Linked DNA regions of Homo sapiens: region 2 is linked to region 1. Evidence: read pairs that join two places in POLR2A ChIA-PET (ENCODE). Cell type or tissue: Panc1. All regions are shown on one strand. Links, peaks and the distances in the headings refer to the core of each region. The heading gives the core; the rest is flanking DNA. Region 1 holds the start of LOC124901784 (a long non-coding RNA gene). Region 2 has its middle 24 kb from the start of INSIG1.

Region 1 (11,823 bases), core at 1,819-9,818:
CCAGCCTATGAAACTGGGGGACACATTCAAACCACAGCACCAAGCAAGCTGGAGCAGCCAAGAGGAAGCCACATGTTCCTGCAGGGCAGGGCAGCCTCCACCATGCAGGGCTGGGACAGGCCAGGGCAGTGAGGGCTCATGGGGGCCGCACCCACGCCAGCTCCTGCAGCACCAGCCTCTGGCCAGCTGTGTGCCTGGAGCAGAGGGGAGCAGGACCCACGTCCCAGTCCCCCACATCCCAGATCTCACCGAAGAGATCAACTAGCCTAGGGCCAGGCCAGTAGGAGAGGACCTTGTCCATTTTCTCCATGAAAAGTCAACATTTATCTCTCCAAGTACAAGTCACTTCCTAATCTTGAGATGTGTGGAAACAAGCTCTTTATGCTGAAAATCAACTTCTACATTTTAGTTCTGAGATGTGATTCTGCCAGCCATGGTGGACGAGGAGGATGGTAGGGACTTAGCTAGAGTAGCACGTCCTCACTAGACAGGGGTGGGTGGTGTGGGGAGGTGGGGGGCTTGGCCTTAGCCTGAGTGTGACGTTCAGCCTGCATCTTGAGCACAGTGAGAGCCTGAGCCACTGCACCACTGAAGATGCTTAGAAGAGAGACCACAGCAGGCGAGGAGGCTTCCCAGGGGTCTGCGCTGACAAACCAGGGATGAGGGTGGCCAGCTGTGCATGAGCCCCCCAGCGCCCATGCAGGCGTCCCCACCTTCACCACCTAAGTGTGGTCACGCACCCAGGGAGAGCTTTCAACCTGGCTCTCTCAAGTGTGTTTCTAAACACTAGAGCCAGGAATCCTGTCCTGTGGGTCCCTGAAACATAACCGGTGAGCCCAAGATCTCCTCGGAGAAACAAGGCTCCCCTTAGGGAGGGCCCAGGAACGTGGGGGCCTCTGTGAGGCAGAGGGTCCCAGAGGGTATGACCGTTTCTGCAGAATGGTGGCCACTCTGCAGAAACAAAATCACAGCCCAGGAAGAGCTGCCAAAGTGGGGGCCAGGGGAGCCGGAGAGGGGGACTGAGCCAGATGCCTGCAGAGCCGTGGCTCACAGCCTCTAGGAGGTACGCCCATGAATGTTTCAGAACACATTTGAGGACTGACGTATGTGACCAACTTTTTCTTTTGTTAAGCAAGGATTTTTAATCACCATTACTGGATTAAAGAAAAAACATTTTGGCTGGGTGCAGTGGCTCACACCTTTAATCCTAGCACTTTGGGAGGCTGAGGCAGGCGGATCACTTGAGGTCAGGAGTTTGAGACCAGCCTAAGCAACATGGCGAAATGCCATCTCTACTAAAAATACAAAAATTAGCCAGGCCTGATGACACGCACCTGTACACCTGTAGTCCCAGCTACCTGGGAGGCTGAGGCATGAGAATTGCTTGAACCTGGGGAGGCGGAGGTTGCAGTGAGATGAGATGGTGCCACTGCACTCCAGCCTGGGTGACAGAGTGAGACTCCATCTCAAAATAAATAAATAAATGACATTTTAATACCACAATTAGGATAATTTCAGAATAAAAATTTTTTTTCTTTAAAACTTTGTAGAAAATCCCACACACCCAATTTGGCCTTGTCTGGGAAATGTGAGGATTCCTGTCTCCTGGGACAGACAGTCTCACTGCCAGGCATCCTCCCCCTGCAGTGATTCACATCCTACAATGTCTGCCCTGATGTGTCAATTGTAGAGTAGGTCCCTCATGGAGGCCCAGAGGCCCCAGCCCAGAGCCCGTCTGTCAGTCATTGGCTGAGAGTGGTTGGGACAGGTGACCCCGCAGTTGAGGCGACCCCCCACGATCTCTGGAAAAGGCAGCTGAGCCCCAGTTGCAGCAGGTTGGGGGAGATGGTGCTGCCACAGCACAAAGGACCTAGCCCCAGTGGCACCCACCACTGTCAGAACTCTCCACTGAGGGCCAGGGTGGATCTTTCCTCCCACATCCAAGCGCATCTGACATCTTCACCTTGAATCCTGAGTTTCTCTCTTAACTCTGTCTCACTTTGTCATGAACAAACTCTTTCTTGAAAGTTGTATTTCTCTGGGGCCAGAAAGGCGAGGAAAGAGGCGCTTTCTCCTGGGAGGTGGGCCTCGTGTGTCCCTGTCGTGGCTGAGAGTGACTGCCCCAGCACCTATGAAGAAAGCCCAGAGACTCTGGAGGCTCAGCTGGGATAACGCCTGGCGTGCTCGGGGGTCATGGCCACCGCCTGGACTCTGGAAAAATGGGAAAAATGCTCTTGGCAGACAGCGGGGCAGTCAGGAGGGAGCTGGCCCCACCAGCCCAGGCAACGCCCAAGAGCTGTCCTCCCACTCGGCTCCAGGAGACGTTTAAATGGGGCCTGACTCCCCCATCTCTGATTTAAAAGATAACCAGAAGCAGCAGAGAAAACATCTGAAGTGCTTCCTGGACACACCTGTTAGGAAGTTTCTGCAAGAACCCAGGTAAGAGCTGGACTAAGCGGGGGTCCGTGGGTGGGAGGAGGGAGAACGCCTGCCTGGGCATTTACAGAGATGAGTTTGCAGAGATAATGATGCCAGGGTTTCAGCCCCAGCCCCAGGAAGAGAACGGCAGCAGGAAAAGTTAGAGAGGAGAGGGAGCAGGAGGTGGAGAGCTCGGCCCCTCCTTCGCTGCTGCCCTCTGGGTGACGCTCAGCGGAGGCGCCACGTAGCAGCTGCGAGAGCCCCGAGACAACCTCTGCACTGTTTATGGGATCGCATTAGGGGAGCAGCGGCCCTGCATGACCCCACAGGTGAGCAGGACACCTCATCATAGGGTAGGCACGTGAGCAGACTCACCCTCACACAGCTGCCTTCAGGGCTGCCCAGGTCAGGTGCTCAGAACACAAAAGAAAGTGAGACAAAGTCGCCACCCTGGAGTTTACGAGCTGGCGTGGGAGACAGGCTGGCACTGAGGATGACAGTGGAGAGAGATCGGGCTGGGAAGAACCGGAGGCGCTGGGGAAGCCGGGTCAGCAGGGAGACCCCAGCAGAGTGGGAGCCGGAGGACGGCGGCGACTGCAGCCCGACTGTTTCAGGTGGCGTCCTCGTCACGAGAGGAGCTTGAGCGGGTCGTGGCCTTCCTGGCAACCTGCCTACAGAGAAAACGATTGCTGGGTGCAGATGTCTCGAACATTTATTGCATTCCACGTTGTCAGTCAATAAAACAGCTTTGCGAGCGTAATACTGACAAAATCAAGTTCAGGCGGTAAGCCCCAGGGCTTCCAAGAAAAGTGGATCGGGGGGCTTGCTCAGCTCTGGTATCCAGGGGGGGCCACTGCCTGGTTCCCAGGCAAAGGAGTACAAACTGCCGGGAGAAACAAGGACCCTGCAGGAAGAAGGGACCTGCCCGACTTGTTCCCCCGCACCCACATCAGGAATTTTCCCAGAAAGCCATCCACTTTGTTAGAGACAAAATAAAGGTCATTTGGAGAAAAACCTGCCAGCAGCTGCTGCTGCTTGAAAATAGAAAAGATTTTAAAAGTAGCAGTGTTGGGAGGCCAAGGCAGGCAGATCACCTGAGGTCAGGAGTTCGAGACCAGCCTGGCCAACATGGCGAAACCCCGTCTCTACTAAAAATAGAAAAATTAGCTGGGCATGGTGGTGAGCACCTGTAATCCCAGCTACTCGGGAGGCTGAGGCAGGAGAATCACTTAAACCTGGGAGGCGAAGATTGCAATGAGCTGAGATTGTGCCACTGCACTCCAGCCTGGGCAACAGAGCAGGACATCGTCTCAAAAAAAAAAAAAAAATGCAGCAGTGGTTTGAAATCATGCATTTTTATGTGTTATCCTCAAACATCTGAGGGAGATAAGAAAGAATATACCACGGATGAGAATATTTATAATTATCAGAAAAAAAACTGCCTCCTAGGAACAATCCTGTGAGCTCCATCATCAAATCTGATTCAGAAGCCTCCAAATCCCCTACTTGCCCTGGCAGCTGCTACCCACCTCACAGCTGTCCTTTGCAGATTACTACAAATGTTCTCTTAAATATTCATTTATCCCCCAGCATTGACAGGTGAGGAATGATGTTGCTTGGGCTATTTCTGCCCCAGGTGGCCCCTGTAAAGCCGGGACCTTGGATCCCCTCTCTCATATGAGCCTCCTAAGCGGGCTCCCAGCTCCTGGATGGGGTCTTCTCAGGGCCTAGGGCCCCCTCATCTGCCCAGAACAAACTTCCTCATCCAGATGTCACCATTCACTTCCCCAGGTCCTCCTTCCCACCAGACATGAGGATTTTAACTTGATCATCTCTGCAAAGACCTTATCTTCAAATACAGTTACATTCTGAAGTCCTGGGGGTTAGGGCTGCAACACCCGAATTGGTGGAGACAAAATCCAGCTCCTGACAATACCGCGTATGATAGCTGCGTCTCTGCCTGCAGTACTGTTTTCCAGGGAAAGCATCTTTGAGTGTATTCAGAAAGCCTCTCTCTGGGGCCAGGCCTTGCAGAGAATCCTTCAGAAACTGGACAACCCCACCCAAGGCAGTCAGTGGGGAGGACACATTTGGTGCCTCATTGGTCCCTGGATCTGCCTCACAGTCCTCAATGTTCCTCCTCGTTCCCTCTACTCTTTCTCCTCTTTGGTTGACCTTGAAGCTCATTCCTGGTGAAGGCCCCGTGGGAGCAGTGCAATGACAAGAGGAGCCTGTTTTCAATAGCACCCTCACGCTCTCCAGGGGTCCATTGGAGGCGCCTATGACCTCCTGATGCTGAGGAGCCTAGAGTGGGCAGCCCTCGGGCCCAGGCTCCACCTGGGTGAGGCCTGTTTTATTATCAATACTCACCACAGTCATTTGTGGGAGTGTAATGCTCATATTCCCATTTAAGAGATGAATAAACTGAGGCAAGGTGAAGTGACTCAGCTGAGGCCACACCACAGTTTAATGGGGAAGCCAGGATAAGAGCTGGCGGCTTCTATGTCTGATCTACACTCTGATGGGAGGTCGTCAGAGAGCCATGTAAACGGTGAGGAGGTGACATGCTGGTCCCTTCCATAAAAGCTGTTTTGCAAAATTAAAACACACACACAGTAAAGATCCAGATTTATGCAAGTGAGAGTGAGGGGCTGACTATTTACCAGTCAACAGATCTCCCCAAATGGTTCTCTGCTTGGGGTTGAGATGCTCCTGACCAGCAGGGCTTGGGGAGAGACATTCTTGCTCCCCCTAGAGCTGGCTGACCCATACCCAGGGGATTCTGAGCACCAGGGGCTGGGAGCAGCATGTACCACGTGTTTCCCAAGAGTTAGTCATGTTTGCTCCTAAAACTTATTGTAATCGAGGAATCTAATTAAACAATACACCAACTGAAGAAACAGTGCAAAAAGAATGAGTGACTGTTTCTATGAAAACTTAGATGAACTACTTTGGAAAGATTCAATAAAAAGCATGCCTAAATACATATACTGGGGCCAGGAGCAGTGATTCACACTTGTAACCCCAGTGCTTTGGGAGGCTGAGGTGGGAGGGTGGCTTGAGGCTAGGAGTTTGAAACCAGCCTAGGCAACATAGCAAGACCCTGTCTCTACAAAAAAACAAAAATTTTTCAACTGGTTGTGGCAGCACCTGCCTATGGTCCCAGCTGCTCTGGAAGCTGAGGTGAGAGGATCACTCGAGCCCAGGAGTTCAGGCTGCAGTGAGCCGCAAGTGTGCCACTGCACTCCACCCTGGGCAACAGAGCAAGACCCTGTCTCTAAAAAAATAAATAAAATATGTACATCCAGATACAGTATTATGTGTGGGCGAGACACCGGTAAAAGATGGAAACAATCATAAAAGTCAGGCAGGATTCCACCTAAGATTGTCTTTAGCTCTCAATCTACCTTGTTTTAAAATTTTTTTATGAGCCATAAAAGACCTAAGACTAGTCTTTATTGTACAACTTGATGAATTCTGATCCTGTGGCCATACAGTTCAAAATAGAGCATTCTAGCACTCAGAAAGCTCCCTAGTGCCCTCATCAGTTGGTGCCTGTCAACCCCAAGGATGTCATAGTCATTTGGACACCCCTGGCACAGTCATTCCACTTAGAGACTCTGCCAGAAGTCCCAGATCATAATCAGGAGTGAAATTTACACAAGAAGGGGCCGGAAGCCCTAGTGAGTAGTGAACTCAACTCCAAAATAACCCTACACTAAAAATAAAACTGGAACGTACTTTTTATGTTTGAAATTTAAATAAGATAGATGTATTTTTGTTAAATCGTTCCAACCTGTACAACTTTTCTATTCATCAGCCAACTAGCCAGAGAAAGGGGGTTTCTGCTGCTGTCAGAGTATAAAAATGAGCTGCAATTTTCAAAATTTGACCTCATCTAACTTTCTCCAGCTATGCCATTCCTGGAGCATCCTCAGTCCAGTGCCTGATGCGTAAAACATAATAAAAAGGTGACCCCACCACACCAAACACTGGGGTGTCTGTAGCAGTGACCGCGTCTCACGGGGATTTTGTCTGAATGCCTGTTCCTCCACTCGCCTAATCCATGGAGGTCAGGGAACCACGCACCTCAACACACACAGTAGCTTCTTAATAAATGTTGGTCCATGGAAGTCAAGTCAGCCCTTAAAGGGAAGGGTAGGAAACAGGTGTGCAGGGAGGGAGGAGTAAAGCTGCCCTGGGCCTGCCAGGCCTGGGGCCACCCCGCAGGCAACTCTGGAGCCAGACAGCCTCGGGGCACCCCAGGCTGAGGGAAGGAGCTGGGCACAGCCCTGTGTCCCCGTCTCTCAGCCAATGGAGGAGGAGCTTGGTCAGTCCCTACAAAGGTTGCAGTGGAGACCCTGCACCAGGGTACCCACCTACCCATGAAGGCACAGGAGGAACATTCTGGAAATGAGGAGGCCCTTGTGAAGCCACAGAGGTGTGGAACAGCATGGCACAGCACCCCTGCAATTCCCATACCCTGTGAGGACCCCACAGTCCTCATCTGTCCCTGGATGTAGTGCAGTGGTTGTCCTCGGAGTCGCTGGGGTCTCTGCCTGCTGGCTCTGCCCTAGTCCCGAACTGGACGCCCTGGCTCACAGTCCCTCCCCACGGCACCCCCTCCTGCATTCCTTGGCTCACCCATGAGCCCCTCTTGGGAATGGCTCCCCAACTCCACTGCTTCAGGAAGGAGCAGCTTAATGCTTCCCGAAGCTTCTCCAGCCCCACCCCACTTACCCCCATGATGTGAGCGCTTGGACGCACCGTCCCAGTGACCTGCCTCCACGGTAAAAGAGGGCCTGAATGGGGGTTCTTCAGTGCGGGGATCAGGGGCTGATTTCAGAATCTAACGACTGTCATTATGCCGCATACACAGAAAAATGAACACGAGAGCTACAATTTACATAAAAATCCCGGATTTGGGGAGCCCCCATAGAACCCCAAGACCAAAGACAGGTCTCTCAATGGGAAAATTTCAGGAAGCGACGCCAGGTGTCCTAATCCTCTGAAGCCCAGAATGTGTGTGCACCGGGGCGGGGCTGCCCCGGAGAAGGTTCAGGCGACCTTCGCGTGAGGACTCCAGGCCCCTCCGGAGAACATTCCTGAGCCTGCACCAACTGCCCTCCGTTCGCTCCTCTCCAAAGGGTCTCAGAAACCCTCAAAATAGTGTTAGGAAACCATCTTACTAACGAATGTCTGCCTCTTGCTTTCCACCGTATTTAAAACTCTTCCTTAAGCTGATATGAATTTTGTTAAAAGCACACGGAGAATGTTTTCTCATTGCCTCCCACTCTGAGCTAGGTATTCCATTCCCCCAAACACTCCTACATTTAGTAATGCGAAAAACAGTGAAAGATCTCAAAGCCCATAGATGAAAGTTAAATCAGTTCTGACAGACCCCGATGTGTGATGAAATATTATGCAGCCATTTAAAATGATGGAATAATACTTGAAATATAAAAAAGTTTAAAATGCAAACCCCAGAAGCATCTACAGTATATCCCCAATTTTCTAACACACACGTGCACACACAGGCTTCTAAGAAATGATTAGAAGGAAATACACCAATGTATTAATATTGGTTATCTCTGGTAAGACTAAAAGTAATTTTAATTTTCTTTTCTTCTTTCCTGTATTTTCCATGGTAAGCATACATTGATGTTAATTTTTTGATTGAAAATTCTACTGGCTCCACGGCCTGTCTTGTGTAATCACAGCTGAGCTCACTCATCTTCTGGGCTTTGGCACCGTAGGGAGGAAGGCAGCCTTTCCCCAGTGTGCCCTTGGGCAATCCAGATCCACCCCGAGCCTGGGCCCTGCTGGGTACTGCCCAGGCGATGCCAGGAGAGGGCTGAGTGGTGGCCGCAGCTGAGTGCAGACACATGTGGTGCAGAGCACAGCATGATGCAGTGTGGGACGGTGGGCTTTGCAAACCCCAGGAAGGGACAGCGGCCAGGTGCTCCGCTCCAAGCCCAGTCCCCCAGGCCTCAGTGAGCACCCCCGGCTGTGACTTGGGCCAGCCCTCCATTCACTCAGCCACTGTCTCTCTGAACATGCCCTGCCCTCCTGCCGGGCTGGCTGGGCTCTAGGAGGGGGTGTCCTGTGCAGGAGGCACATGTGAGCTCAAGGGCACACCAACCCCTCTCACTAGTCATGAGTTGGGCCCAGTGCAAGCCCGCTCACTCACTGCTCACTCCCGCCAAGGTCAAGCTTCTGAACCCCTTCTTAGAGACAAGGAGACCTGGGCTTAGCCCTCGAGTCCACGTGGTCGCCAACATGACATGACGGAGCCAGGGCCCCCAGCCCTGCCCCAGCCTGGCCCCTCCTCCACACTGGCTTCTGTGCCTCCTGCAGGGCCAGCTTCTCAGCAGCGCCTCTCTCTGCAGGAATTCACTCACTCGGAAGCTGGGCAGACTCAACCCAGAGCTTTGGCCTCCTGGACTTGGGCATGCTCCTGTGTAATGAGGAAGGGCCTCATTTTAAACAACCAGATCTTGTGAGAAATCTTTCACGAGACAGTAGCAAGGGGAGGGTGCTAAACCATTAGAAACTGCCCCGTGATCCAATCACCTCCCACTAGGCCCCAGCTCCAGCACTGGGGATGTCAGTTGAGCCTGAGATTTGGGTGGGGACACAGATCCAAACCGTATCAGAAGGGAAGAGAGCCATCCCGGGAGTGGGCAGGCTTTCCCGGTGGACCTTGGGGAGTCACCCCACATCTGTGTCAGTACAGCCAGACTTAACAATGGAAAGAGCCACCAGACCAGTTCAGGAAGCTGGGCGGGAGATGCCTCAAGGAGATGAGGCCAGCAGTATGGAGCAGCAAGTCCCCCTGTGCCCCCACTCTGGGGAGCTGCAAGAATGACCTCACAGGCCCTGCCTTCCCCCACACCCTGTAGGCTGCGCAGCTCCCCCAGCAAGACATGGAGCTGTCTTCCCACCCCTGGAATTGCTGGTCATGTGCTGTGCCTCAGCCAGCAGAGGTGACAGGGTGACCTTGGCCTGGTTCCCCCTGAGCTCACTGGCTTTTTTTTTTTGCTTTAAGTTCTGGGATACATGTGCAGAACGTGCAGGTTTGTTACATAGCTATACATGTGCCATGGTGGTTTGCTGCACCTGTCAACCCGTCACCTAGGTTTTAAGCCCGGCATACTTTAGGTATTTGTCCTAATGCTCTCCCTCTCCTTTCCCCCAAGGTGAGCAGGTCCCTGGCACAGCCACACCCAAACCAAAGGTGCCCTTGGAAAGGTCACTGTCTTCATTGCTCAGGCTGGTTTGAGTCAGGTTCCTGTCACTTGTAACAAATCCACTGGATTTCCAAGCCTCCAACCACACCTCTGCCTCAGGTCCAGTGCACTGAGACCCAGCCCACAGCTCTCATCATGTTGCAGCCCCTTCACCACTTCCAGCATCATCTCATTTTCCAACAGGCTGAAATCCAAATGTGTTCACTTTCGTAATCCAGTACTCCCCATGACCTGGTCCTAATCTGCATCTCCACCACCATTGCCCATCATTCACTAGATAAGCACATGCCTACTATTGCAGGCACTCAGATCGTGAACACATATTGGATGAAGCAGCAAAGAGCCCTGCCCCCGGGGGGAAGACAGACACCAAATGGGGAACACAATAAATAAGTAAATTGTATAGTATGTGAGAAGATTGTAAGTGCTTTGACGGAAAGGAAGGAAGGGAGGGAGGGAGGGAGGGAGGGAGGGAGGGAGGGAAAAAAATAAGAGAAAGAAAGAAAATGTCCCCTTTCCAAAAACAAGAACGCTGGCTTCCAACAGCACTGGTGGAATCTTGTATTTGCTCAACCCTACAAGACAGAAAATCATTACAGAATTGCTACCTTGCACCACAGTGAAAGCAAACCCACAAGTCAAGTTCAATATTTGTTTGCAGGTATTTTGTCTGCAGGACAAGGGTTATAGGTCAAGGTTCCGTGTTCAATGTTACTTGGGTTAGTTTCTGTTGTGGTGGTGGGGTTGGTTTGTTGGTTTGGTTTCTTGCCTTGTTTTGATTTGGTTTGGTTTTGGCGTGGTCATGTTACTATCTGAAATACAGTTAGCTCATATTTCCCACATGCTGTGATAAATGTTGTTAATAAGTCAGCCTCTGTGGACCAGCTGGATTGTGTGTTCTCCCTGCTAACCCAGAGCACACTGAAGGCAGGTGCTTATTATCCTATTCATCTTTATGTCTTTAACGCCAATCACAATTTCTGTCATAGAGTAGGTGCACAGGAAATATTTGTTAAATTCAACCACTGAACCTAAAGGGTTTCTGGAAAACTTTTTTGCAAAATCCATGTAAATGCCATAATAAATAATTTGCCTATATATTCATAGACTAGCATCCAAACCACAAGCACTTACTTTATGAATAATTCAGACATATGAAGAGCTGATTAATGACTCATAATTTAGAACCCCACCTACTGTCCCCTGGGTGGGGGGGCCAGGGCTGCTCTCCAATGCCTACCTCATGCCCTGTGCAGAACACGTGAGGCTCACCCACCTCCAAACAGATGCAGTGCGCCCTCTGCCTCAGGCAGGGCACTCCCCAACACATGGGCAGCTGCTCACACAGAGATGGTATTAGGGCCTTTTGGGGATTTGGGAATCTTGAACACTCATGGGAAGATTGATAGGCTTCTGGGATGCCTTCCATGGAGCGGCTCGGGACAAATTTGTGAATGCAGCGGCCAAAAGATCTGCAATCCGTCATGGGTTGAGTAGAGCTACCCAATGCGCCAGCAGCATAGGGAAAATGCTGAGGAAAATGTGACGGCAGGTGCCCACTCTTAAAGCAGCCACAAGTCTTTACTGAGGTCCTGCCGGGTCAGATCCTATGCTGGATATAATAGGGAAGGCGTGCGTTTGAAAGGATTTCTCAGCCGCAGACGCAAGCCACGCATAGCGCTCGGTGAGAGACTGGTGTCCAGGAGCATGGACCGAGGTGCAGTGGTGGGGCTGGACTTGAGAATGACTTTCAACTGCCAGGATCTGGTGACCAACCGGATGTCAGGGACAGAGAGAAAGGCCCAGGTGGGGAAAACTCAAGGCTTCCAGTGTGGGAGGCTGCTCCACTCAGCTGGACCCCAAGGGTCCTGGGGAAAGGGCCTATTTGACGGGCAGCAGAATGAGCTGCTCAGAAAACAGGAAAGAGAAGACATCATTTCAGACCTGAGGCAGCGCCGACCTATTTGGAAAGAAGAAATACACAGATGAAGCCCCTAAAATCATTTAAGTGAAAGGAAAATAAAATCTCAAGACCCAGTTCATTCTGCCAAAGGGAAAAGCTAAGCTGGGACTGAGGCATGCAAGCCTCTGCCTTTCCTTCTGCTCCAGAGCAAATTGCTGCGGAAAGCAGGCCAGGGGTCTCCACAGGGAGCTG
Region 2 (11,823 bases), core at 2,652-10,651, 57 kb after region 1:
ACAGTCTCGCTCCCTCTCCAGGCTGGAGTGCAATGGCGTGATTTCAGCTCACTGCAACCTCCACTTTCCGAGTTCAAGCGATTCTCCTGCCTCAGCCTTCCAAGTAGCTGGGATTACAGGCACGTGCCACCACACCCGGCTAATTTTTGTATTTTTATTAGAGATGGGGTTTCACCATGTGACAACAGGCTTTTTAATTAGACACGCCCACCCCCATCGTGAGGTCATCGTTTTCTGCCGGGAGCCTCCTGGGCCCTGCAAGGTTCCATGTTGTTCCGGCTGTGTTGGACACTGCTGCCAACGGCTTTTGGTTGCTCACAGGACTGGGTGGTGCTAATCCTAAGGACTGTAGGGGGCGGGGGGCGGCATCTGCAGGGGAGAGCACTGGGAGCACGTGGCCCTGCAGGTGTGACCAGGACCCAAAGAGCTCCTGGCATATAGCAACTGCTCAAACCATGTCTGCTCAGGAACAAGCGAGTGAATAACTGTCCAAATTCTTCATTTGAGAAATAAGGCACAGATATGGTTTAGCTGGGTCCCCACCCAAATCTCACCTTGAATTATAATAACCCCCACATGTCGAGGGTGGGGCCAGGTGGAGATAATTGAATCAAGGGGTTGGTTCCCCTCACACCATTCTCATGGTAGGGAATCAGTCTTATGGGATCTAATGGTTTTATAGAGGGGAGTTCCCCTGCACACGCTCTCTTGCTGCCACCATGTAAGATGTGACTTTGCTCCTCCTTTGCCTTCTGCCATGATTGCGAGGCCTCCCCAGACATGTCAATTAAACCTCTTTCCTTTATAAGTTACCCAGTCTTGGGTATGTCTTTATTAACATTGTGAGAACAGACTAATACAGGCACCTCGGCCAGAGGGGAAAAGGGCCTCTCCATAGTCACACAGCAAGGATAGCAGATCAAGACCCAGCCTGGTCTCCTGATGCCTCATCCCATGACATCTCCACCACCCCCTGCCCTGGCCTCTCATCTTTCTACCCAGGCTGAGATCACAGCTTCCACCAACAGGAACTGGGGCAGGAGCTGCAGTAGACACTGGAGCTGGCTCCATTGTGACCTCATTCATAACTTTCCTATGAAAGAAATCCAAACTTTACATCCAGAAGAGTTTCAACCCAAAGTGCTGGGTTTGCACTTAGCAGTGGAAGCCTGAATTGGATCCATTCTGTTTTCTGCTGGAAGAGGCTGATGTAAAATTATGTCTACTTTAGGTTTGATACAAAGGTGGGGTTAGAGAATGGGGAGGGAACTGTTGTTTTTCTTCTCACCCCTTTCCAAGTGGGCCCCTTTTTACAATGCGTATCGGTTTTGTGGTCTGTACGGTGCCAATGATAACAGAACCCACTTGGTTGCATTGTGCAGAGTGGAGCTAACATACACTGAGAATTTAGGGTTGTGCCTGGCACAGAGCAAGGCCCATATATGTGCTTGCAATGATAAATAGTAAGGAAGAATGAACCAAAGTGTTCACACGAGGAAGCTCTGACGAGAGAAAAATCCAAGCTAATGAAGACATGCAGTTAAATGAGAAGTTCAGGTCCTGAAACTGTCTCTGTTATGTCCATCAGGCAGGTTCTTAGCTGCAAGCAACAGAAACTGACTCCAGCAGATTTAAGCCAATATGAGACTAATTGAAAATCTCATATTGGGAGTAATTCACAGAACTGCTGGAGAACCCGGCTCAGACGTGAGTCAGAAACGAGGGAGAGGCCGAGCAGCAGCAGGACCAGGAGCCCAGCCAGGGGCCTGGGGGGCAGCAATACTGCAGCTCCAGGGCCAGCACAGGTCAGGACTGGACACGGGCCCAGTGCCACTGACCCACTGCTCCTGAAGAGGGGATGAAGCCACCTCCGAAGCCAAGGATGCTGGCCTTTTGCCTTGTGCCACCAGCTTCCACTTTAGAGCTGGCTGTGTGTGCTGTTGGCTGAGTCTGGGTCCTGCACCTGCACCCAGCAACCAGGGCAGCTGGGAGGTCTGTATATCCCCAAGATTCACCTTGCCAGGCCGGCAGGGGGGTCAGGGGCTGGGAGCTAAACATCCAGTGTCTGCCTCATTGTATGGTCTCAAGTAGGTCGCTTTTGTTTGGTTGGTTTTTTAAGGCAGAAGAAAACGCACTGAAGACACTCTAGACATTGTGCAATTTCATTTGGGGTTTGTTTTCTTTATTATTTTCCTTCCAAGCCCATGACAGTGCATTTGGAATGTGTTGTTTTTATGACGATGCACAAAACAGCGATGCATAGGTTGAAGTAAGGGATGAACTCTGCCCCATTGCTTCACGGACGATGCGTGCCGACAGCACACTCTCGGTCTCCTCCAAACATCTCCACGTGACGGCACCAGGAGTGAAGGGCAGGGCAGGGAAACAAAAGCAGAGGTCATTTTGCAGTAGGGGTGGCAGCAAATGCAAATGACCCGCGATCTGCAGGTGGGACCACTGGCACCCAAATGTGTCACATCTATAGAAATTAAACATAAGCCGAGCACAGTGACTCATACCTATAATCCCAGCACTTCGAGAGGCCGAGGTGGGTGGATCTTCTGAGGTCAGGAGTTCGAGACCAGCCTGGCCAACATGGTGAAACCCCATTTCTACTAAAAATACAAAAATTAGCTGGGCGTAGTGATGGGTGCCTGTCTTTTCAGCTACTCAGGAGGCTGAGGCAGGAGAATCGTTTGAATCCAGGAGGCGGAGGTTGCAGTGAGCCAAGATTGTGACATTGCACTCCAGCCTGGATGACAAGAGCACAACTCTGCCTCAACAATAAAAATAAAGAAATTAAACATAATGTCGAGTGTCACCAGGTACAGTCCCACATAAACAGCCACTATTTTCCACTCATCATTCAGGTGAGAAAAACTTTTCTCTTGTCATTGCAAAACATCCGTTCTGACAAACCCAGAAGAAACTTCTTGAATTGTAGCAACTTAATGTATTTCTCAACCACAAAAAAAGAGTTCCACCTGCACGATTTGGTGTAAATGTAAATAATGCCAGAAAAACACAGGGTGACAAGGAACAGAGGAAGCCACAATTTCTTATCAGTTTCTTCCACTGATAGGCCTGACTTTTGATCTCATTGATTATCAACCCCAATACACACATGGAGAATAATGTATCAGTAGAGTTTTTATAGCAACAGAATTGGCCTTCAATGATCATCATAGAAGAGAGCAATTATAGAAATAATTTTAAGGTAATTTCATGATATTTATTTTTTCAGCAAAGTATGTAAGTGTCCTTATCCCTCAATGGATTATGGATGTACTTACAGTGTCAGAAATCAAAAGGACAAAATAAAACAAATGTCACACTGGGTCAAAACCATCATTCTGTCTTTGATGGGAGTCCCAGGGGATATTTCTTAGAAGAATATGATGTCATTACGGAGGCTAAGGCTGCACTCCAGATATTCAGTTTTCTATCAGATATGGATTTATTTAAAACTTTCTTGAATGAACTTATTTTTCTTACTTTACGTAACAAGGTCAAAAAGGTAAACCTCTCAGTGTAAAGAGGTGTAAAACCTTTTTCAAGAGTGAATACATTCCTGTCTTAAAGAAAAAATGAATTAACAATCGATCCCACTCTCAAAGGAAATGATAAAGCTATACTTCATTCAAATGGAAAAGTTGGCCAGGTGTCGCGGCTCCCACACGTAATCCCAGCACTTCTGGGAGGCCAAGGCGAGCCCCCATTTTGGGTGTGGGCAGGACTGAGAGTCCCTTCCACATCATGGAGTCCGGGAAGAGCCAGTAGTGACTTTACAGTTCACAGTGGGGACTCTGCCAAACGCTGCCTTCCCAAGTGGTAAAGGCCAGGTTCAGCCGGGATTGATGTTGTGGGTACCAGGACCCCTGGATACTGGGGGATGAGAGGGAACCTCACCTCTGTAGTTTTCAAAACTCCCACAACCCCAGTCTAACGGTGAGAGAAATGTCAGACACTCCCAGTTGCAGGACATTCTATGACACACCTGCCCTGTCCTCCTGAAAACTGCCAAGGTCCTGAAACACAAGGGAAGCCCAAGCACCTGCCCCAGAGCAGAGGTGACCAGGGAGACACAGGACTCCTCCTGGACGGAATCCTGGAACAGAAAAATCCGGGCAACCCAAACACTGCCTAGAGTGCAGATGACCGCATGCACCAATATTGGCTTCATAGTTTTAACAAATGTGCTATGTCGCAGTGGGTCATGCCTCTCATCACAGCACTTTAGGAGGATCACGTGAGCCTAGGAGCTCAAGACTAGCCTGGGCAATATAGTGAGACCTCATCTCTACAAAAAATCTTTTAAAAATTAGCTGAGCGTGGTGGCATGCACCTGTAGTCTCAGCTACTTAGGAGGCTGAGGTAGGAGGATCACCTGAGTCTTGGAGGTCGAGGCTGCAGTGAGCCATGATTGTGCTACTGCACTCCAGCCTGGGTGATAGAGCTAGATCCTATCTCAGAAAAAAAAAAAAAAAAAAGATAACATCAGGGGAAACCGAAGACATATCTTTTCAACTTTTCTGTAAATCTAAAGCTATCTCAAAATGAAAAGATTTCTTAAACACTATGAGAGGAAGAAAAATAGATTACTACAAAGGAACAAAATTAGACTGAATTCCTGTCCATAGGAACAAAAAGATGACAACATAATGTATTCAGAGATGTGAGGGGAAATAGCTACAAGCCCCTAATGTTGCACCCAGCTGAATTCGCACGCACGTGATGGCAAGACTAAAAAGATTTTCAGACGTCTGAAAACCCTGAGGGTTTATCACCTATGGCTGCTCTCTGAAATAACAAAGGATGCATTTGACCAAAATAAGCAACAACCCAAAGTGAGGGATGAGGCACAGTATGTTGACAAATGTGATTAAAGATTGGCTGTGAAAAATAGCACGAGCCAATTAATAGTGCTTGTTAAAAATGATATAAACTTGCACCTGGTCAACAACAGAGGAGGGGGTTGCTCCCTGCCGCGAGGGAGTGGGCTGAGGTCCTTGGAGTATCTTGGAGGAGGCCTGGATGGTGCACGTTCTGGTCACCCCGCCCCTCTGACCAGAGCAGCTCTTTCCTAGCTCGGCTCTACCTGTGACACGTGCTGATTCGGGACCACAGAATCCTCAGATACAGGAGCAAGCTGCTGTTTCAAGCTGCCATTGGCTTCTGGTTCAGCTGGTATCACTGTTAAAGCAGAATTCCTACTGTAAAAAGTCTGACCTTTGTGGGGAATGGACAGGGGTGGACCAGGGAGGACCGTGCATGGTTCCTCGGTTACTCAACGCTGAAGCTCAGCTTACCCTCTGCAATGGAGAGATGGAGGCTCCGGGGGCCTATCCGCTCTGCCTGAGGATGTGGAAGGCTGCCCCCACCCTGACTGTGTGTCATAGTTTGTTTTATGCTGTTCTAACAGAATATCTAGGACTGGGTAATTTATAAAAAACAGAGATTTGTTTCTTACAGCTCTGAGGGCTGGGAAGTCCAAGGCTGAGGGTCTCATGATTTTTGGGGGCCTTCTTGCTGCATCATCCCACGAGCAGAAGGCAGAAGGCAGAAGGCAAGAGGGCATAAGAGAGAGATGGAGAGAGGGAGCTGAACTGGCTTTTATAACGAACTCACTCCCACGTAGCATACACACTCCCCCAGGGCTGAATCCACTCTCTTGATGAGGACATTAATCCAATCTCAAGGGTAACGTCTTATGACCTAATCACCTCTTAAATGTTCCACCTCTCAACAACGTTGCCCTGGGGCTTAGGTTTCCAACATATGAGCTTTGGGAGACACATTCAAACCACAGTCCAGTGTCATATTGATTGGGGGAAAGAGGCCAGGTGAGCTTCAAGGGTCCAGGGCCGGGGGAGAATGCCCAAAGTCTTGCCTTTTTTTTTTTTTTTTTTTTGCTCCTCAGCTTATGTTTTCTTTTTCGCAATGTAATTCCTTTCAATTTCCCATAAACTCCTCAGCTTATGTTTTCTTTTTCACAATGTAATTCCTTTCAATTTCCCATAAACTCCTCAGCTTATATTTTCTTTTTCACAATGTAATTCCTTTCAATTTCCCATAAACTCTCAGTAAAAATGTCTTATCTGTGAAAACCTGGGTGTGCTGTGTTTTCAGGAGTTAAGACAGGGGTGGGCTTGGTGAGGTGTGGGGTGAGAGGCCTTTTGAGGGTGAGAAGCCCAGCCGGCAGCAGGGAGGGGTCCTGGAACAGGTACATCTTCCCTGAGAATGGGCAGAAATATTTGCAGAAGGAACCCTGGTCAAAGGCTGCACCTCCCTTATTCATGAAAGAGGGTCTGGATGAGGTCATAAGGCAAGTTGAGAAAATGATCGGCCAGGCACGGTGGCTCACACCTGTAATCCCAGCACTTTAGGAGGCTGAGGTGGAAGGATCACTTGAGCCCAGGAGTTTGAGACCAGCCTGGGCAATATAGTGAGAAACCCGCCTCTACAAAAAATAAACAAATAAAATGGTGGCAGGAGGGCTGGGGAATGTGGGTATGTGGATCATTTACGAAACAGGTGTCAGTTAGCATTTCATTAGAAAAAAAGGTTTCCTAAGTTTACTTTTTAAACATGTAAACTCCTGCTAAGATTATTTCTTAAAGCACATGAATGGATTCAGCCCTGGAGAGAATCCCAAGCTGGCTGGAAGGAGGAAAAAAATATTTTTGAGAGCTAAAAGTGCCAGAAAGATTGAGAAACTTTTTTTTGCTTTCCCTCCCAAACAACATTTCAGGTGGAACAGTGAGTTTTTCCACTTGGTCTTTCCCTTCTTTCTTCTAAACAAAAACGAGCTTTTAAATTGATGACACTCGATATAGAATCAAGACAACAGAAGTTGATCCTATGCCAGCAAATATGTTCTGGAACACTCAAAGCTTTGGAAAATAAATCAGTATTTTGCTTTTCTCAGTTGAGGTTAGGAAGAGAGAACACTTTGTTAAAATGTCAGTAACATCTGTGTTGCAAGGCAGTCACTGACACCAAACACCACTGTGTTGTTGACATCAAACCCCACGCCTGGAGTCCTATGTGCCTCCATCTGTGCCAACCAATGCTTCCCTGCCTGCAACAACCAGCATGTCAAAGACCTGTCCACTGAGAAAGCATTCAAATTTGGGGCATCGATCTATGAACACATCATCAGCCCTCAAATCCTGGGCCTGAAGGACTATGGAAAGGGAAAGAGGAATCCTGTCTGTCTCCCATTCCTGTGGTCCAGTTGGCCCCACCTAACACTGGTTTGGAGCAAAGCAACTCCAAGCTCCAGGGAGTAGTGAGCATCATTGAAGGAGGAATTTTGAGCACCTTTTTGTGCCAGGTATGGTGGGCAACCCAAAGATGACTAGGACATAAATTCAGCCTTCAAAGGATTTATAGTTCAGCAGGGAGGTTCACAAATATTACTAATACCAGTTAATGAGCTTGTAAGAATCAAAAGAAGTGTAGTAGCAGGCCAGGCTCAGTGGTGCACGCCTGTAATCAAAGCATTTTGGGAGGCCGAGGCGGGCAGACTGCTTGAGCCCAGAAGTTTGAAACCAGCCTGGGCACCATGGCAAGACCCCGTCACTATAAAGGATACAAAAATTAGCCAGGTGTGGTGATGCACGCCTGTAGTCCCAGCTACTGGGGGGGCTGAGGTGGGAGGATGACCTGAGCCTGGGAGGTTGAGGTTGCAGTGAGTCGAAATTGCGCCACTGCACTACGACCCCAGGCAACAGAGTAAGACCCTGTCTTGAAAAAAAAAAAAAAGTGTGGTAGCAACCATGAGTGGGAAAAACTGTCTCCTTCCAAGGAGACCAGGGTAGGGCAGTTGAGCTGCACCACGGATAATGTCGCAGTTCTCTCGAGCCTCATTTCTAGAAACACAATTTTAAATTAATAAAAGCTAATTAAATCAAATTTTTGCTTAGTAACATATCACAGTACATAGGAAACTGGGCACACATCTATCCTAATATTTAATGCCTTATGATCACTAAGCGTTTCCTGAAGCGATTCCTTTAAGTGAGCTCCCTGAGAGCAGAAACTGAGCATCGGATGCAGCGTCTAGCCCAATAATGTGCCGACGGAGTGTTTGATTATCTTCTGTCATAAGCACGTCACATGATGCAGATGCTCCATGGTTCAAGGGCTCTCCTGATTTCCCAGTTCACAAGGAAATACATTACAGATAAGGATTTTTAAAATCGTCTCCCAAACTGGCTTACCAACGTCTGAAGGAAAGAGATCCAGGGAAAAGGGAGAGGAGGCGGAGAGGAGACAGCATGATGTATGTTTCTGAATGAATGTTTTTCCGTAGAAGTCTATGCTGACTGAAATCGTGCTCACGTTCTCATGGGAGACAAAGAAAACACACAAGGCAGGTTGCGTCATTTGTGACACGGGTTTCCTTAAAGCCCACTTCTCAAAGTGGGGTCCACAGGCCCACAGCTTCAGCCTCACCTTGGAGCTTGCTGGAAATGCAGAAGCCTGGGCCCCACTCCTGACCTGCTCACCTGCAGAATCTGGGTACCGAGGCCCCAGGGGCTGTGAAGGCACGATTCGGTTTGAGCATCAGCTTCCACTTGCAGATGCCACCGTATCTTAACACATGTTCAAAGAAGCTGAGGGGATTGCAGACAGCCACCTGCCTCCAAGTGTACTGCCCCACAGCCATCCAAAATGACAACCCTGCAGGCTACTTGCAGTGGCCGGTGAAGCCCAAATCTCTGGGAAGAGGGCCTCCTTGGCCATATCCCAAAAGGTTGACTTTCTTTAACTTGCTGCTGTTGGACCTCTCTCAGTTCGGGAAAGGAATACTGCAGGATAAATCAATAATGCTGAGCCAAACAAATACTCCTGACGCAGTCACCACAGGTCATGACCAGAGAGGACAGGAACAGGGAAGCCTTCCAAACCCAGCAGGGAGGACAGTCCGCACCCTCCAGCCTCGCCTTGAAGGACCTGGTGCCTGCAAAGCCATCACAGCTGATCGAGTAAATCTGCTCTGCTGTGTTTGAATACCTTTAATTGCTGTAACCACAATTTTACCTTGAGAGAAGGCAGAATGGGGGATGGGGAACTGCAGAAAGCTAGCAGGAGGGGAGGGCCGAGCAGGTTCCGGGGTCTCCAGGCTGTCTGCAGGCACTGCCTCCCCGGGCCGCAGGACTGTTCTGTGAGCTGGGGATGACTCCTTTCTCCCTTTACTCAATCACGGGAGCACTGAGGCACTGGAGATGAAACCACTTCCCAAAGGTGCTTGAAGGCGGAGCCAGTGCTTTGTACCTGGATTTACTTTCTATGGTTACAACAATTCCACGAAGAGGGTGGGGAGCGGGTAAGCTAGTGAGGGAATCTAGCTGCCACAGATGTTAAGTTCCGCACAAAAGGACTTAGTGTGTTTCCTACGCAAGCACAAGATTATGAAAATATTTCCAGCCTTATTCAAATTTCCTCAATATGCTTTCAAGGGAAATGGTTTTACTTAGATAATTCTTCAAAGACTTTATGCAATAAAACTGTATACCTCATACCTTTTTGTAAAAATGGTTAAAATATCCAAAGCCCAGAATGAGTATCCAATTCCTGGAGGTGGAAATGGTCCTAAACATTATCTGATGACTTTTTAAACTGTCTACTGACTTTTAAGGAAACTGTAGTTCAACGAAGTGTATGACTTATTCCAGGTCACGAATTGAGTGGCCAAGTCACAACCGGAACTCAGAACCTCTGACTCACGGGCCACATTCTGCCACACACACTGCAACTGGAATTAAAGTCAGGATTTCTGATCACAGCAGGGGAAAAGGGGTTTTCTCTTGGTTTGTAGACAGTTCTGCAGAGCGTGCATAGCTGGGTGTCGACTAGGACCCCTGTACTAACACCCCAGCCCTGTGCACCCGGCAGCCCTCCGAGGAAGTTGGCCCAGGGTCTGCCTGCTTCTCCCTCATCGCTGTTGAGGCTTGCTTCATGATTCTGAAACTCTGTTACTGGGCTTATATACATTGTTGGTTGTTATGTCTGTTATGTCTTCCTGGTAAACACACCGTTTCATGATTATGAACATCCCTCATTGTCTCTGGTAACGCTCCGTCTTCAGGGATCTTATCTGATATTCACAAAGCCCCTCCAGCCTTCTTCCCACTGCTGTTTGCGTGGTTTGCCTTTTCCATCTTTTCTTTCAGCTTCTCTGCGTAGCACTGCGTCTTGCATTTTTATCCACTCTGAGTATCTCTGCCTTCTCTTTGGAAAGTGGAATCCAGTGCATATAATGTGATCTTCCTTATGGCTCAGGGTCTTCCATTCGGAGATTTGCTTTCTGTTTGTCCCTCAGTTTCATTGTTGTTGTTGCTGTTTTCTTCCTTTTTTGCCTTCTTTTGAGTTGACTGATTTTTTTACAATCCCATTTTTATTTACCTATTGGCTTTCTATTTATCGGCTTTTTAAGCTATGTTTTGTAATTTTTCTTTTATCATGTCAAAACATATATGACATAAAACTTCCCAAATGGTGAAAACCGTGGATAAACTGTATAATTCAGTAGCACTGCATGCATTCACAATGTTGTGCAACCATCACCACCGTTTATTTCCAACACTTTTGTACCACCCCATCATAATCTATATCTTCTTTTGCACTTTTGTTTCAGTGGTTGCTTTAGTGATGGCAATGTACATCCTTAGCTTGCCCCAGCCTATTTAGTTAACACTGCTTCACTTCACATAAAGCCAAGAACTTTGCACCTAAAAAAGGTCCATCTACCACTGTCCCCCTTCCTAGTGGCCTATGTGTTACCTCCACATACATATAAGCCGCATGAAGTGTTATAGTTGTTATGTAAACAGCCATAGGGGTTCTAGATGAATTAAGCAGAGGCACGAGTATATAAGTCCGCACAGAGCCCTCCCCTGGGTTTGTGTTGCTGCCTCTCAGAGGGGCTTTCAGGCCCTACCCTTTGAGTCTTCCTAGCACTTTGCAGCTGAAGCCCTGGAAACCTCCGCCCAGGGTGCGGCTCTCACAGCACCCACGGCGAGCCCCACCCATGGCTCTCAGTCAAGAATGGTTGCAAAGGGCGGTCAGCTTCCCCATCACGCAGCATTTGGGAGGCTTGTCTCTGAACGTGATGTGGTTGATCCCAAGCTGGTTCTGAAGTTCATGTCCAGTAAGAGAAACATTTGAAACAGAGTATTATTTATAAAGCCAGGGAATGGTCTTACATTCTTGCAGTCAATACATTTTAATCTGAAGCCAGGGTGCACTAGCAAGGTACTACGGACCTCACTCTGATTCTAGAAGTTATTTCAGAAAATAAAAATCAGCAACTTGCCTGCACACAGAAAGATGAAATGACCAGAGACAGCAGATTCATAAGCAAGCCCTTAGGAAAGCCAGCCGCAGTGTCACAGATGGGCGAGGGCACACTTCTCACTAAAGTCCTTCATTCAACATCATTTAGTGATAAGGTAGTTATAACATGGATGAGAAAAAATAATTGATCCCCAGAGGGGCCACTGTCTGTGTGGAGCCTGCATGTCCTCCCCATGTGCTGTGGGTTTCCTCCAGGTACCCCGGGTTCCTCCCACATCCCAAAGCTGTGCACATGAGGCTCACTGGCACATCCCCATCTGAGTGAGTGTGAGTGTGACTGTGCCCTGCCATGGGATGCCGTCCTCTCCAGGACGGTTGCCCGCCTTGGTCCTGAGCTGCCTGGATGGGCTCAGCCCCCTGCCACCCTGAACTGGAATAAGCAGGTTGGAAAATGAAAGGATACAAATTTTGTCAAATAAAAATTCGTAAAGCATACGGTATTCACACAGAGATGCAGGA

Evidence for each region. Peaks named below come from ENCODE experiments on the same cell type or tissue, not always from the same donor. Only the 100,000 strongest peaks of a DNase experiment are listed, where the experiment ranks them.
Region 2: POLR2A ChIA-PET joins it to region 1 with 17 read pairs; 6 of 35 experiments call an interaction of 5 or more read pairs at or near these places.

Annotation. Positions count from the first base shown.
Region 1 is chr7:155,211,839-155,223,661 of GRCh38, forward strand. LOC124901783 (a long non-coding RNA gene) reads left to right here. Exons shown (of 2, transcript XR_007060603.1): 2 at 1-5,323. It overlaps LOC124901784 (a long non-coding RNA gene), which reads right to left and starts at 5,504. Exons shown (of 2, transcript XR_007060604.1): 1 at 2,794-5,504; 2 at 1,473-2,211. LOC124901785 (a long non-coding RNA gene) reads right to left here. Exons shown (of 3, transcript XR_007060605.1): 3 at 10,206-11,628. RefSeq lists a silencer at 2,201-2,495. In Panc1, for the core only: no CTCF peak of the experiment used is centred there; a DNase peak (open chromatin) is centred at 5,222; H3K4me3 peaks cover 674 bases; H3K27ac peaks cover 235 bases.
Region 2 is chr7:155,268,104-155,279,926 of GRCh38, forward strand. No RefSeq gene overlaps it. Among named protein-coding and RNA genes, the nearest start is that of INSIG1, 24 kb to the right of the region's middle. RefSeq lists an enhancer at 1,878-2,378. In Panc1, for the core only: no CTCF peak of the experiment used is centred there; no DNase peak of the experiment used is centred there; H3K27me3 peaks cover 211 bases.